2 separate regions of the Homo sapiens genome follow, and region 2 is linked to region 1. Evidence: read pairs that join two places in POLR2A ChIA-PET (ENCODE). Cell type or tissue: A673. All regions are shown on one strand. Links, peaks and the distances in the headings refer to the core of each region. The heading gives the core; the rest is flanking DNA. Region 1 overlaps SBF2 (SET binding factor 2). Region 2 overlaps SWAP70 (switching B cell complex subunit SWAP70).

The links. ChIA-PET counts read pairs that join two places held together with the same protein. Peaks named below come from ENCODE experiments on the same cell type or tissue, not always from the same donor. Only the 100,000 strongest peaks of a DNase experiment are listed, where the experiment ranks them.
Region 2: POLR2A ChIA-PET joins it to region 1 with 12 read pairs; 2 of 35 experiments call an interaction of 5 or more read pairs at or near these places.

The regions. Positions count from the first base shown.
Region 1 is chr11:9,869,505-9,877,843 of GRCh38, reverse strand. The region is part of intron 17 of SBF2 (SET binding factor 2); the gene reads left to right. All of the region lies in intron 1 of LOC101928008 (a long non-coding RNA gene), which reads right to left. Among named protein-coding and RNA genes, the nearest start is that of LINC02709, 110 kb to the right of the region's middle. In A673, for the core only: no CTCF peak of the experiment used is centred there; no DNase peak of the experiment used is centred there.
Region 2 is chr11:9,735,670-9,744,008 of GRCh38, reverse strand. It overlaps SWAP70 (switching B cell complex subunit SWAP70), which reads right to left. Exons shown (of 12, transcript NM_015055.4): 8 at 5,689-5,796; 9 at 3,662-3,828. Among named protein-coding and RNA genes, the nearest start is that of SBF2-AS1, 18 kb to the left of the region's middle. RefSeq lists an enhancer at 3,434-3,553. In A673, for the core only: no CTCF peak of the experiment used is centred there; no DNase peak of the experiment used is centred there; H3K27ac peaks cover 355 bases.

The DNA.
Region 1 (8,339 bases), core at 216-8,215:
CACTATACACAATAGCAAAGACTTGAAACCAACCCAAATGTCCATCAATGATAGGTTGGATTAAGAAAATGTGGCACATAAACACCATGGAATACTGTGCAGCCATAAAAAAGGATGCGTTCATGTCATTTGCAGGGACATGGATGAAGCTGGAAACCATCATTCTCAGCAAACTATCGCAAGAGCAGAAAACCAAACACCGCATGTTCTCACTCATAGGTGAGGATTGAACAGTGAAAACACTTGGACACAGGGCAGGGAACGTCACACACTGGGGCCTGTCGGGGGGTTGGGGATTGGGGTAGGGATAGCATTAGGAGAAATACCTGATGTAAATGACGAGTTGATGGGTGCAGCAAACCAACATGGCACATGTATACCTGGGTAACAAACCTGCACATTGTGCACATGTACCCTAGAACTTAAAGTATAATTTTAAAAAATTATTTAGGTTTAATTAATGATTTCATGTTTAGTTTTTAAAACCTAATTGTTGGCATTTTAAAAATATTATCTCTTAATGAGCATACAAAAATAGGAACAACACAGGAACTTACTTCATATAATACATTTCCTTATAAAACGGTAGAGTATTATTTATTTTTTAAAAACTCTACCTTGATCATCATTGTTGTCATAGAAATACTAATACTTTGTATTGTTATTATGGCTGCTATTTTATCTTGTATCAAGCCTAAGGAAGGTTGTAGCATAGCATTTCAGCACATTCTAGAGCAAAAAACTGTCCTAAATGTAATACAAAATAGAATGAAATAATTGTTAAAGAAGTATAAACAAAGTTCTAGGCCAGGCATAGTGGCTCACGCCTGTAATCCCAACACTTTGGGAGGCCGAGGTGGGTGGATTGCTCGAGGTCAGGAGTTTGAGAGCAGCCTGGCCAACATGGTGAAACCCTGTCTTTACTAAAAATACAAAATTTAGCTGGGGATGGTGGTGGGCGCCTGTAATCCCAGCTACTCAGGAGGCTGAGGCAGGAGAATTGTTGAACCAAGGAGGCAGAGGTTGCAGTGAGCCGAGATTGCCCCACTGCACTCTAGCCTGGGTAACAGAGCAAGACTCCATCTCAAAACAACAACAACAAAGTTCTACTTAAGATAGTGTCATAGTCTGCTTAGGCTGCCATATCGAAATACCACAGAGTGGATATTTTAACAACAGAAATTTATTTTCTCAAGATCAAAGTTCCAGCCAATTCACTTTCTGGGAACGGCTTTCTTTCTGGGTTGCAGATGGCTGCCTTATCACTATGTCACGTGGCCTTTCTTCAGAACGTGGGGCAGTGGGGAGAGAGGGAGAGAGAGAGCAAGAGCAAGAACAAGCTCTCTATCTCAGGATACTAATCCTGTTGGATCAGGGCCTCACCCTTATGACCTCATATAACCTTAATTACTTCCTTACTACAAATATGGGCACGCTGGATGGAGATAGGGTTTCAACATATGAATTTAAGGGGGACACAAACATTCAGTTTATAACACATAGTAAATAAAGAGAGAGCAAACAGGGAGGGCATTTTGAAAGAGGTATCATCTGAATAGGCCCTTGGAGAATGGATTTTAACCACTAGAGATTGGAAGGAGGGATTCCAAGTAGATGAAACAGCTTGACCAATGTCATGGCAGGGAGAAAGCAAAGAGTATGTTTAGTACACAGAGCATTCAACTCGTTCAACTGTGGGATACACCTACAGGAGTGAATAGTATTCAGGAAGTTGAGAAAGGGAGGATGTGACCAGATCGTTTAATACCTTATAAAACATCTGATGCTGGCTTCAGCACTGCTCCGTCTAGCTGTATGACCTTTGTTATGTTTCTTTTCTTCCGTTTATCTTGGCGTTCCCATGTATTAGTGAAAAAAAAAAAATCTCTGAGGTTTATTCTAACTCAGTGAGTTTACACTTAATAACAAGTTAAGTGATTTAAGTTTAACGAGTGTTATGTGTTTGTGTGTGCCTGCATACTTTCACATTTGTGTCTCACACCAGCAGATGTGCAGCTTCTGCAAATTTTTGATAATAGGCAGAAAAATCTATTTTGGCTTCCTAAGTTGAATTTCAATTTCTCCTACCCCTCCATGAATTGGGAAGCTTATTCAGCATATTCCAAGCACCCAAACTGGACCTTGCAGGGAGGATTGACCAGGCAAATAGAGAAGATATATGGCTGACCCTGCCTTGTTCCACACCCTTTTTTCCACTTCACTGGCCCTGTTATTTTCTCCTGCTTTTGACTTCATTTCCCTCACAACTGGTCTTTCTATCCTGTTATGGAAACTTAATCCCAAAGCCTTCTTTCATATTCGGTTATGGACAATTAGGTAAAGGTATCCTCAGGCCTGCAGTAACATTTGTTTTGTATTAGGAAGTAGGCCTTAAACTGTACAAATGAAACATAAATAGCAAACCACTAGACATTAATAAAAAGAGGAGCTCGTGGGTAGGAGGAAGGTGGATTTTATGATGTTCCTAGAAGCCTTAGAAGTGAGAAATGATCCTCTGGAGCTTGAAAACCATCTGCAGTCCTAGAACAGTTTAATGTAACTTTATAGCTATTTATTCTTAGCACTGGATCTGTCTTGGTTATTTTTAACCAGATAATTACTGCTGTTTACTCATTTTCTAGAATTCTAGGCATAATTATTGGCTTAACCATGCAAATACTTGGAGAACTTTGTGACCCAGTCTATATGATTTGATAGATAATTCTTCCTGGGAAATGGCCACTAGGTAAACAGCTTGTCTCTCATTCTAGAGGCTCAGTCTTAATCAATCTTTCCAAAATAAATACAGTCTATAAGTTGAAGAGCTGTTTTCCTCAGTAACAGAGGCATATTTCTCCTCAATAAATAAATGTTCTTATAATCAGCTTACAATGCTGTTTTTCTTCCAATAATAGGTTGGTCTCCTTTCTCTTCATATAACATTTTAACTTTTTGTACTATTGGCTCTTCAAGGTTGATAGGTTAGTCTACTTTTAGCAGATGTACATGCAAGTCAAGAGGTGTTATTTTAATAATAAACTTAAGCTAGGAGCTTAGGTGACTTATCCAATAATATTCTGTAAGTCAGAGCCTCTTCAAGGCCCAGCCCCATATTTACTGCTTTGTAGCCTCTAATTTGTGTAGGCAGTACCTCAGTGAATCACACTGGCTGGCTGTCACTCATTCTCAGAAGACCACAGCATCAAAATAAAACCCTTAGAAAGTGTAGGCACTGAAGTAACAGTTACAGTTTAAATGCACCCACAGTTGACTATATCATGGAGGCATCCTACAATTTGAGTCTTTATTTGGTCATTGACAAGAGTCTTAAGCTTTTTAGTCAAAATGTCAGTGAAATTTGGAAAATTGGGCCCCTAAAAGATATTGATTTTCTTGTTTATAGGAAATGCTTTTAAGACTTTGCTTTTTGTATCTCTGATAATTTTTTTAGGGGTCTCTGGAAAAGTTGAGTAGATAGAAACTAAGGAAAGAAGAGACATACTATAAAACTGTAATTCAGTAGTACTGTGATTTCTGCCTTCATCTAGTAAGAAGTAGAAAATAGTGTAAGGAATAAGTTTTTACTTAGATTCACTATTATGTACTTGGCAATAAAAATTCAAGTTAAAAATGACTTAGAATGAGAGCTTCCTAATTATGTTTTTTTCTAGATTCTCTTTGTCATTAGTCTCTAAGATAGTAATAATATCATGCAGATTTAATGAGAGGATTTAAACTCTAAAGCTCAGTCACACAAGGAAAGAAATATGCTCTTTTTTTTTTTGAGACAAAGTCTTGCTCTTGTCTCCCAGACTGGAGTGTAGTGGCTCAATCTCGGCTCACTGCAGCCTCCATCTCTTGAGAGACCACGGGTTCAAGCGATTCTCTTGCCTCAGCCTCCCGAGTAGCTGAGATTACATGCGCCTGCCACCAGGCCCGGCTAATTTTTGTATTTTTAGTAGAGACGGGGTGTCACCATGTTGGCCAGTCTGGTCTCGAACTCCTGACCTCAGGTGATCCACCCGCCTCGGCCTCCCAAAGTGCTGGGATTACAGGCGTGAGCCACCGTGCCCGGCCAGAAATATGCTCTTTCAAGGGACTTACTTTTGTCTTTTCTTTAAATCCTAATATAGTGCTGAACTACTAAATGAAAGCTCTTTGGAGCTAAATAATAGCCAACTTTCTAGGTATATGCCTCCTCACTGCTCATGCAGATCCCTAAAACTGCTCACTGTTCCTCTACCTAGGCAGATACTTCTATTTCCCAGTTATCTATGTCTGCCTATGTGGGTTTCCTGCTGTTGTACCATGACCTTGTGCAACTATGCTGCTGCCCCCACTATCCCTTGAGCCCCTGGCTGCTGCTTCTGTTTACTAAATACATATTAAGTGGATCTTCTTACTTTCATGTGCTAGAGCTGCCCTGAAATGAAGTTAGCAGCATACACCATAATCTTCTTAGCTTTGTTTCCATAACATATCTTTTGAATTCTCAGACTGTGGTGAATGACTATAACCACCATTTGTGGTTGTGAACCAATATTTTTATGCTGTACTAATCCATATCACTTTAAACCTTTGTGACAAACTACATAGAGCATTTTTTAGTAACTTTTTTTTTTTTTTTTTTTTTTTTTTGAGACAGAGTCTCACTCTGTCGCCCAAGCTGGAGTGCAGTGGTGCGGTCTTGGCTCACTGCAACCTGCACCTCCCGGGTTCAAGCGATTCTCCTGCCTCAGCCTCCTGAGTAGCTGGGACTACAGGTGTGTGCCACCACGCCCAGCTAATTTTTTGTATTTTTGGTAGAGACAGTGTTTCACCGTGTTAGCCAGGAAGGTCTCGATCTCCTGACCTCATGATCTATGGCATATATGTATACATTTCAGAAATATAAAGATTACAGTTTATTACAAAAACAGAGGTCCCTGTTCTTCTTTTATGATGTACTTTTCAGACACAACTATGTTGAACTCTGAATTCAGAGGTTTCTTTTGGTTATTTGGCTTAGCATTTATTATTATTATTTACTCGAACTCCTGATCTCAAGTGATCTACTTGCCTCAACCTCCCAAAGTGCCGGGATTACAGATGTGAGCCATTGCACCCAGCCAAAAATACATTTTTTCCATAGTACTGCCATTTTATATTCTTTTCAGCAGTGTATGAGAGTTCCAGTTCCTCCGATCCACACGTCAGTGTTTGTCATTTTAGCCATTCTTGTAGATATGAAGTAGTAGGTTATTGTGATTTTCATTTTCATTTCCCTAATGACTAATAATATTGAGTATCTTTGCATGTTTGTATTTGCTATCAATATATCATCTCTGGTGAAATCTCTGTTCACGTATTTAGACTTTTTAATTTTTACTTATTTTTTTCTTCAACCTTTATTTTAAGTCCAGGGGTACATGCAGGATGTGCAGGTTTATCACAGAGGTAAATGTATGCCAAGGTAGTTTGCTGCACAGATCATGCCACCACCTAGGTATTAAGCCCAGCATCCATTAGGTATTCTTCCTGATGTTCTGACAGGCCCCAGTGTGTGTTGTTCTTCCCTATGTGTCCATGTGTTCTCATCTTTCAGCTCCCGCCTATAAGTAAGAACATGCAGTGTTAGGTTTACTGTTCCTGTGTTAGTTTGCTGAGGATAATAGCTTCCACCTCCATCTATATCCCTGCAAAGATCATGATCTCATTCCTTTTCATGGCTGCATAGTTTCCATGGTGTATATATACCACACTTTCTTTATTCAGTCTATCGTTGATGAGTATTTGGGTTGATTCCATGTTTTTACTATTGTTAATAGTGCTGCAATGAACATATGCATGCATGTATCTTTATAATATACTGATTTACATTCCTTTGGGCGTATACCCAGTAATGGGATTGCTGGGTCAAATGGTATTTCTGCCTTTAGATCTTTGAGGAATCACCACACTGTCTTCCACAAGGGTTGAACTAATTTACACTCCCACCAACAGTGTAAAAGTGTTCCTATACTGTGCAACCTCACCAACATCTGTTGTTTTTTTACTTTAATAATTATCATCCTGGCCGGGCACGGTGGCTCATGCCTGTAATCCCAGCACTTTGGGAGGCTGAGGCAGGCGGTTCACGAGGTCAGGAGATCAAGACAATCCTGGCTAACACGGTGAAACCCCGTCTCAACTAAAAATACAATAAATTAGCTGAGCATGGTGGCGGTCACCTGTAGTCCCAGCTACTTGGGAGGCTAAGGCAGGAGAATGGCATGAACCCAGGAGGCGGAGCTTGCAGTGATCCGAGATCGCGCCACTGCACTCCAGCCTGGGCAACAGAGTGAGACTCATCTCAAAATAATAATAATAATAATAATAATAATAATAATAATAAGCGTCATCCTGTCTGGTGTGAGGTGTTATCTCATTGTGGGTTTGATTATCATTTCTCTAATGATCAGTGATGGTGAGCTTTTTTTCATATGTTTGTTGGCCACATGTATGTCTTATTTTGAGAAGTGTCTGTTCATGTCCTTTGCCTACTTTTTAATGGGGTCTTTTTTTCTTGTAAGTCTACTTAAGTTCCTTGTAGACTCTGGATATTAGATCTTCGTCAGATGGATAGATTGCAAAAATTTTCTCCCATTCTGTAGGTTTTCTGTTCACTCTGATGATAGTTTCTTTTGCTGTGCAGAAGCTCTTTAGTTTAATTAGATCCCATTTGTCAGTTTTGCTTTTGTTGCAATTGCTTTTGGTGCTTTCATTATGAAATCTTTGCTCATGCCTATATCCTGAAAAGTATTGCCTAGATTTTCTCCTAGGGTTTTTGATAGTTTTGCATTTTACATTTTAGTCTGTAATCCATCTTGAGTTACTTTTTTTTTTTTTTTTTCAGACGGATTCTCACTCTGTTGGCAGGCTGGAGTGCAGTGGCGTGATCTCGGCTCACTGCAACCTCCACCTCCTGGGTTCAGGCGATTCTGCTGCCTCAGCCTCCCAAGTAGCTGGGACTACAGGCGTGCGCCACCACACCCAGCTAATTTTTGTATTTTTAGTAGAGCCGGGGTTTCACCATGTTGGCCAGGATAGTCTCAATCTCCTGACTTTGTGCTCCACCCACCTCAGCCTCCCAAAGTGCTGGGATTACAGGCATGAGCCACTGTGCCCGGCCAGGTTAATTTTTGTATAAGGTGTAAGGAAGAGGTCCAGTTTCAATTTTCTGTATATAGCTATAAGCACCATTTATTAATTGGAAATCCCTTCCCCATTGCTTGTTCTGTCAGGTTTGTCAACGATCAGATGGTTGTAGGTGTGTGGTCTTATTTCTGAGTTCTGTATTCTGGTCCACTGGTCTACATATTTGTTTTGGTACCAATACCATGCTGTTTGGGTTCCTGTAGCCTTGTAGTATAGTCTGAAGTCAGGTAGCATGATGCCTCCATCTTTGTTCTTTTTGCTTAGTATCATCTTAGCTATTCAGGCTCTTTTTTGGTTCCATGTGAATTTTAATATAGTATTTTCTAAATCTGTGAAGAATGTCAATGGTAGTTTAATGGGAATAGCATTGAATCTATAAATTATTTTGGGCAGTATGGCCATTTTCACAATACTGATTCTTCAAATACATGAGCATGGAATGTTTTTCCATTTGTTTGTGTCCTCTCTGATTTTTTTGACCTGTGGTTTGTAGTTCTCTTTGAAGAGGTGCTTCACTTGCCTTGTTAGCTTTATTCCTAGGTATTTTACTGTTTTTATAGCAATTGTGAATGAGAGTTCATTCATGATTTGGCTCTCTGCTTGCCTGTTGTTGGTATATAGGAATGCTACTGATTTTTGCACATTGATTTTTGTATGCTGAGACTTCGCTGAAGTTGCTTATCAGCTTAAGAAGCTTTTGGGCTGAGACAGTGGGGTTTTCTAGATATAGGACCATGCCATCAGCAAACAAAGATAATTTGACTTCCTCTCTTTCTATTTGAATACTCTTTATTTCTTTCTCTTGCCTGATTGCCCTGGGCCAGAACTTCCAATACTGTGTTGAATAGGAGTTGTGAGAGAGGGCATCTTTGTCTTGTTCCGGTTTTCAAAGGGAATGCTTCCAGTTTTTGCCTATTCAGTATAATATTGGCTGTGGGTTTGTTATATATGGCTCTCATTATTATGAGGTATGTTCCTTCAATACCTAGTTTATTGGCAGTTTTTAACATGAAGGGATATTGAATTTTATCAAAGGTCTTTTCTGCATCTATTGAGATAATCATGTGGTTTTTTTCTTTAGTTCTGTTTATGAGATATATCACATTTATTGATCTGCATATGTTGAACCGTGACTAGCCTGGCCAACATGGCGAAACCCTGTC
Region 2 (8,339 bases), core at 254-8,253, 130 kb after region 1:
TCTGGGTGACAGAGCGAGACTCCGTCTCAAAAAAAAAAAAAAAATTACAAGATCTACGTGTTTCAAGCTAAAGTTCTTGTCTTTCATTTAAACAATTTACTATAAAAAGTTTCTCTTTTTTTTTAAGACACTGTCTTTTTAAGAGACTGACAGAGAAAGAACTATCCATTAAAAGAATAATGAGATTCCAAATATTCCACGAATGATCGGCTGTTGCTTTAAGAAAGGAGTGAGCAAACAAATTTACAAGAAAAAAAGAAACAACCCCATCAAAAAGTGGGCGAAGGACATGAACAGACACTTCTCAAAAGAAGACATTTATGCAGCCAAAAAACACATGAAAAAATGCTCACCATCACTGGCCATCAGAGAAATGCAAATCAAAACCACAATGAGATACCATCTCACACCAGTTAGAATGGCAATCATTAAAAAGTCAGGAAACAACAGGTGCTAGAGAGGATGTGGAGAAATAGGAACACTTTTACACTGTTGGTGGGACTGTAAACTAGTTCAACCTTTGTGGAAGTCAGTGTGGCGATTCCTCAGGGATCTAGAATTAGAAATACCATTTGACCCAGCCATCCCATTACTGGGTATATACCCAAAGGATTATAAATCATGCTGCTATAAAGACACATGCACAAGTATGTTTATTGCGGCATTATTCACAATAGCAAAGACTTGGAATCAACCCAAATGTCCAACAATGATAGACTGGATGAAGAAAATGTGGCACATATACACCATGGAATACTATGCAGCCATAAAAAAGGATGAGTTCATGTCCTTTGTAGGGACATGGATGAAATTGGAAATCATCATTCTCAGTAAACTATCGCAAGAACAAAAAACCAAACACCGCATATTCTCACTCATAGGTGGGAACTGAACAATGAGAACACTTGGACACAGGAAGGGGAACATCACACACCGGGGCCTGTTGTGGGGTGGGGGGAGGGGGGAGGGATAGCATTAGGAGATATACCTAATGCTAAATGACGAGTTAATGGGTGTAGCACACCAGCATGGCACATGTATACATATGTAACAAACCTGCACATTGTGCACATGTACCCTAAAACTTAAAGTATAATAATAATAAAATTAAAAAAAAAAAAAAAGGAGTGAGAAGAGTTAACTGAGCAGCCTTTTACACAGGCCCTTGGCGTAAGATTATGTGCATTTCATTAGTGCCAGTTTTCCAACCCAACTCCAGGATGACTTCCCTTGATTTTTCTATCCAGAAAGGCCTATCCTGAGGAGCAAAGAACAAACCCTCTCTGCCAATCTGACAGAAAGTCCCTCTGAATCAGCCACAGCCTTCAGTGACTTCAGGAAAGAGGAACACATTTCACTTAAAAATGACCACTAGGCCGGGCGTGGTGGCTCATGCCTGTAATCCCAGCACTTTGGGAGACCGAGACAGGCGGATCACAAGGTCAGGAGATGGAGTCCATCCTGGCCAACATGGCAAAACCCCATCTCTACTAAAAATACAAAAATTAGCCAGGTGTGGTGGTGCGCGCCTGTACTCCCAGCTACTCGGGAGGCTGAGGCAGGAGAGTCGCTTGAACCCAGGAGGCGGAGATTGCAGTGAGCCGAGATCACGCCACTGCACTCCAGCCTGATAACAGAGCAAGACTCCATCTCAGAAAAAAAAAGGGAGCAGGGGGGCAAATTTGTCCATTTCAGGTTCCAAAAACTAAGAGAAAAAAAAATTTAGAATAATAAAATAATTATATTCATAAAATGCCCTTTGCACATTAAGAAAAAGTTAAATTTGTGTGCAGTACTTTCAGCATATTGGATCAGAGCTGTATGTAGAAGTTACATCTGGATTCAAAAGGTTGAAACCATTTTGCTATTGCTTAAATCAGAGTGTGCAAAATAATTAGCTGGAGTTTTTTGCCGTTGTTGTTTTGTGTTTTTTTTGAGACAGGGTCTCATTCTGTCCCCCAGGCTGTAGTACAGTGGTGCAAATGCAGCTCACTGCAGCCTCAACCTCCTGGACTCAAGTGATCCTCCTGCCTCAGCCTCCCAAGTAGACTTTTTTTTTTTTTTTTTTTTAAAGATGAGGTTTCACCATGTTGCTCAGGCTGGTCATAAACTCCTGGGTTCAAGTGATCCTCCAGCCTCGGCCTCCCAAAGTGTGGTGGGTGAGCCACACTTTGTGGTGTATTTTTCAGAAGCTTTGTGAGGTGATTCTGATACATAACATTGGTTAAAAAACCACTGGCTTCAATTATCCAAAATTATCCCTTATTCAAAATATCACTCATTCTATAAACACTAAATAACTAAGACTAGTATTTCTAGAATTATCTGGTTCCCTCTGTGATCTAGTCTCTGCTGTGTCATAATCAACTTCCCACAAAACTGCAGTAATACATATAGCATATTTCACCTGCGAATTCTTTGCACAAAAACAATCTATTAACTCTCAACACGGCTCAAATTATGAGGTGGCTCAAAAAATGTTGAGTGTCATGTAGAACGTCACTCTGGACGTCACATGGCACTCAAACATTCCCGTAGAGTGACTCTTCTGCTAAAATCACTGCCGAGTGGCACTGGAGGGGAGTTCCAAGAACCTGATTAACCTCACAGTGCAGTGAATGTGCACCTGTGGGGCCTATATATGCCTGGCAATATGCTACATGCTTAATTTTCTATTTAGAAAATAATTTTTCCTTAAAAAAATTTAAATTTAAAATCTAAATGTCCAAAACAATTTATTTATTTTTGAAGTCACTTTTGGCAAAATATACAACTAAAGATGGCTTCTTCTTTCTCTTCCTATCTAAAGATTAAAGAAACATCTTTTGCTGCTCCACATGTAAAATGGCAGCCATGGAAAATCTACCCTAGCTCATCTCATAACTGCTCCCCAAAACAGGGGGTCAGAGATCAAAGACTGGACCCTGTGCTGCTACTGTAGTGAATACTTTTTAGTGTTGTCTCCCATCCCAGACACCTTAAATAATGTAAATGGGGCAGCAAAGTAGAAACTGGCAGAGGATAGGCTCAATTTTTCCCTTTGGGAGTCTTCATTTTATTTTGTCCTCCCTGCTGCCATGAAGGCCCAAAATTGAGAATTTTCATCTGCGAACATGACTATCATAAAGTTCTAAGGGGAAAAAAAATCTAGGTTTCAAATACTTTTAAAATTAGGATTTCAAGTAGTAATTACTGAAGGAATGTTACCAATCCTGAATGACCAAATAGAAACTGCATATTTCTTCCTTATTCCTCAAAACCTGACGGCAACGTTGGCCTGAACAGGCCTCTGCCTGCATACCAATGGCCCTCTCTGGTCTGGAGCGTGTTGAAGATGCCAAGCTCTTATCAGAGGTAATTCTGGGTTTGTGGATTTTCTCGAATAAGACTAAGGGTACCTCATCAAACATACCTACCAGACTGCTCTAAAATAGGCCCTTATTTAGCCCCAGAAGCAAGGGTTTCCCAGCGCCTCAGAATGAAAAGAAACACTCCAGCCGGTCGAGTCTCCACAGTCTTTCTAATCTGGACAGCACCTCGAGCTCAGTCACAGCCAGAGCAGAGACACTTCTCCCTCTCCACCAGAGTGTTAGTCATTCCAAGAAACTGTATTAGCCCAGGCAAAGTACATAAAGGCAAAGTCTGCAAACAAATCTGGCACCTGGCCTGAAGCTTCCGCACTGTCTCTTCATCTTGCCGGGCCTGTCTCTCATCTTCAAGAGCCTCCTGCAGCTTTAGGTACATGTCTTCCAGCTCCCGTACTCGCTGTAAATACTGTTCCAGTTCAGAGGACTTTTGAGCAACCTGTTCTTCCATCTGCTGTCTGATCTGTTGGTATAAAAGGGTCTTGTTTAAATGCAGGTTGACTTCTTTCTCAGGGAAAGCCTCACCTCCACCTGAGGGGTTGCCCACAGCTGCAGCCTCAGCCCATCAGGGTGGCAGGACCCTGTCCTTCAATCCTTGAACTTAAAGATGGAGGAGATGAGGGTACCACACCCAATCGCAATAGTGAAAGAGTCTGGGAAGAGCAAATTATAACCCAAATTATGTTCTGCCCTGCTGTATTTTCCATCCCTTCCACTCCACATTTTAAGACTCAAGTCAAGAAAAAAATGTTTCCTTGTGTAATTTCTCTCTAAATTCCTTTCTGTCTTAAAGTCACAATCTTTTTACCAATAGGGTCTTCTCTAAAAGGAACGAACCTTTTCCCAGTCAGAGCAAACGAACCTTTTCCCAGTCTTCTTTAGTGTTACACTAAAGAAGAAGGAAAGGTCATCCAGCATGGGATTCCTCCCACACTTCCCTGGCTGTCTCCACTCCCTGGGGCACCTCCAGCCCTAGAGGAACTCAAGCATTTCAGTTAATCTGTATACGTTAATGGTTTTTCCCTTCTGGATTACAGAGTTTTGAATCCCTGCCTTAAAAATTACAAGACAAGAACATCCTAAATATAACAAACACATTAGCCTATTTCTCTGCAGTTGATAAAATATTTTCACTTGCATTAGCTCACTCTGTCTTCAGAAGAGTCATGAGAGAGCATGTGATAATCCTGAACTTAAAGAAGAAAAAGCCAATGTTCAGTAAGAAGGACCAGAGAGGAAACAAGACCAGACATTCTGGCTGTTTCTCTACATCACATTTGCCTTCCTCTTTTCTCTGAACCACAAACACATCTCTTTCAACTCTAAATAACAAAAAGTGACTAGAGGAAATGTCACATGCATCTATTTAGGCACTGGGCTTAGCACTCTCTGACAGAGTATCACTCAATGTGAGAAGACCTGTGTTCCAGCTAACCAGCTAACTACCTAAGACAACCTGGATCTTGGGTCTCTTGAAGATGGAAGCCTCTAGGATGAACCGGAGCTGCCAAGAGCAACAAATCAGACTCTAGATGTTCTCACAATTTCAGGATCTCACCCCCGCCATCCTTGCTTATTACAGAGGAGATATACCATGGAACCTATGCTTACTTTTTCCATAACTATTTATTTTCCAAATCAGAACTGTTTTGAGAATGAAAAGGAATGTTATTAATAATTATACCAGAATGGCAGGGACTCTCCCAGGCAAACCAGGAAATATAGTCACCCTAACCAAGCATTTATCACATCATTCCACAAATTTCTTTTTTTTTCTTTTTTGGAGACAGGGCCTTGCTCTGTCACCCAGGCTGGAGTGCAGTGGCAAAATCACAGCTCACAGTAGCCTTGAACTCCTGGGCTCAAGCAATCCTCCCACCTCAGCCTCCTAAGTAGCTGGAACTACAGGCATGTACCAACAGGCCTGGCTAATTCTTTTTTTTTTTTTTTTTTTTGTAGATATTGCCCAGGCTGGTCTTGAACTCCTGGGCTCAAGCAATTCTCATGCCTTGGCCTCCCAAAGTGCTGGGATTACAGGAGTGGGCCACCATGCCTGGCTCCATAAATTTCCACTTAGGAGTCTTGAAAACAAGGTTTATGTCTTTTGCCATTACATCTTTGGCACACTGCCTGGCACATAGAAGGTGTTCAATAAACAGATAATTAATGAATGAACAAACATGCAACTTCCCCTACAGCCCATTCCAGGTCAGTAGCAAAGCCAAGCTGATGACATGCCTCACTGTAGCCTCCAGCCCTTCCCTGTTCCCACCGACCCAGGCTGAGCTACTGCAGCTGCTTTCTCCAGCCATGTGATACTCACAAGCTTCTCTCTTTCCAGCTCTGTGCTGAACCTGGCCTGAAGTTCCACTTGAGTCTGAAGGCGTTTCTTTTCCTCTTCTGCTGCACGAGATGCTGCTTCCTCCAGTTTCTAGCCAATCAAAAACCCATCCACAGAAAAGCAGGTGTTAGAGTAGAAGTACATTAAAGAGAGAGAGACAGTCATACTTAAGTACAGGAAAAGCCAAACATTCTTAACATTCAATAAAGATAATAGAATAAAAACTTTTAGCTCCATTAGAATTCCAGTCTAACGATCTGCTGAATCAACATACAAAATAAATTAGGTAAATGAAAGACTATTGATAAGCCTGAACAACATTTTGCAAAGAAAGTTTTAGTACAGTCATTGAATTAAATTCACTTGGGATTGCATTCATGAGATTTTTATTTATTTATTTATTTATTTGAGACTGAGTCTTGCTCTGTCGCCAGGCTGGAGTGCAGTGGCACGATCTCGGCTCACTGCAACCTCCACCTCCCAGGTTCAAGTGATTCTCCTGCCTCAGCCTCCCGAGTAGCCGGGACTACAGGCACACACCACCACATCCAGCTAATTTTTGTATTTTTAGTAGACACGGGGTTTCATCATGTTGGCCAGGATAGTGTCGATCTCTTGACCTCGTGATCCGCCCACCTCAGCCTCCCGAAGTGCTGGGATTACAGGTGTAAGCCACCATGCCCAGCCACATTCATGAGATTTGAGAGCTATTTCTTGAGCTCTTTCTGTACAGTTTTTTCATCTTATACATTATTCATTATAACTTTTACCAGAACCAATTTCTAGAAGGGTGGCATAAGGAGCTCCACAGACCCTTTCCCCAACAAAACAACCATAACTGGTGAAAATTATTGTTAAAAAAACAAAACCTTTAAAAGTCTCTAGAAATTATGCTAAGGACATTCTAAAATGGAGAACATTTATCTAAGAAAATCTAACTCTCAGTAAGAATCGTGAGGGTCTGTGGCATATGATGCACTCCCTCCCCACCCCCACAGTGTCAGTGAGAAGAAAGCTCTTCTCCTGGCAGATGGAACCCCAAACAAGGGTTCCCCTCCCCTCAGCTCAAGCCTAGGGCTATGATACCTTCCTGGGAGGGGCAGGCTGGCTGCCAGAATTTCTCTTTGTCCCCAGCTGCATGTTGCAGAAACTTTATTCCAGGCAAGAGTGGCTGAGAATTAAGAGGAGGCCAGAAGCTCCATGAGAACAACACACTAACACACGGACCAGCTAAAAGTGTTGTTGGTTTGTTGGTTGACTGCTATGAGGTCTCGCTATGTTGCCCAGGCTGGTCTCAAATTCCTGGCCTCAAGTGATCCTCCCACCCTGTCCTCCCAAAGTGATTAACAGGTGTGAGCCACTGCTCTTCCAGACCAGCCAAACGTCTGACAGACAGAACCAGAGAAAGAGACAGCTAAGAAGAGTTCTCATGTAGTAGGAACAAGTCTCAAAGACTGACCTTAAAGACTACATGTAGGCCTGAATTTAAATGATCTCAGACTGTGAGGCAATTCAGGTTCCAGGGCATTATGGAGAACAACAGAACAAAATTAGTGAACTCTAACAGCTGTTGGTGTGGTACCAACAGAGGTGGAAAGCTTAAATGAGAGATCAGAGAAAGACACTCAAAGAGAGCCCTGCAAAAATCAGGGTCTTCGCAGGGTGACTGTGTTCCTGTCCAAGCCTGTGCCTCTGAGGAGCAACAGTCAGAAGCTTCACACTGTGAGGAAAACAAACTTCACTGAAATAGTCCAGCCAAGTCACTAAACAAATAAAGGAGCAAACAACAGCAGGCCTCTGGGGAGAGGGGTGGAATCAGAATCCAGAGTTGCTACCACACATTATCTAAAATGTCTAGTTTTCTACAAGAAATTATGAGACATGCAAAGAAAAAGGAAAGTATGGCCCATATACAGGGAAAAAGCAGGCAACGGAAACTGCCTTTGAAGAGGCCCAGATGGTGGATTTAGCATATGAAGACTTCAAAGCAGTTATAAATATTTTATGCTCAAATAACTAAAGGAAACCATACTTAGAGAAGTAATGGAAGGAATGACAATATACCATAAAATAGAGAATAATAAAGAGATATAAATCACAGAAAAAACCAAATGGAAATTCTGGAAGTAAAAAGTCCCATAACTGAAACGAAAAATTCACTAGAGGGACTCAACAGTATATTTGGGCTACAAGAAAAATCTACTAAAGACAGATCTATAGAAATTATGCAACTGGAAAACAGAAAATAAAAAAGAAGAAAAATGAACACAGCCTTAGAGAAATGTGGGACACCATTATGTGCACCAACATTTGCATAACGAAAGTATCAGAAGAGGGAAAAAAAAGTAGAAAAAATATTTGTGGCTGAAAACTTATCCAGCTTAAGGCAAAACATTAATCTACATATTCAAGTTCAATACACTCTAAACAGGATAAACACAAAGAGATCTACACCCACATACACCACAGTAAAACTGTTGAAAGACAAAGACCAAAAAATAATCTTAAAAGCAGAAAAAGAAAAATGATTTACCACACACAAGGGAACTCCTGCAAGCTTGACAGCTGACTACTCATCAGAAAGTTCTGACTAGTTCTCACCAAGATATTATCAATAGAAGTACAGTGTGACA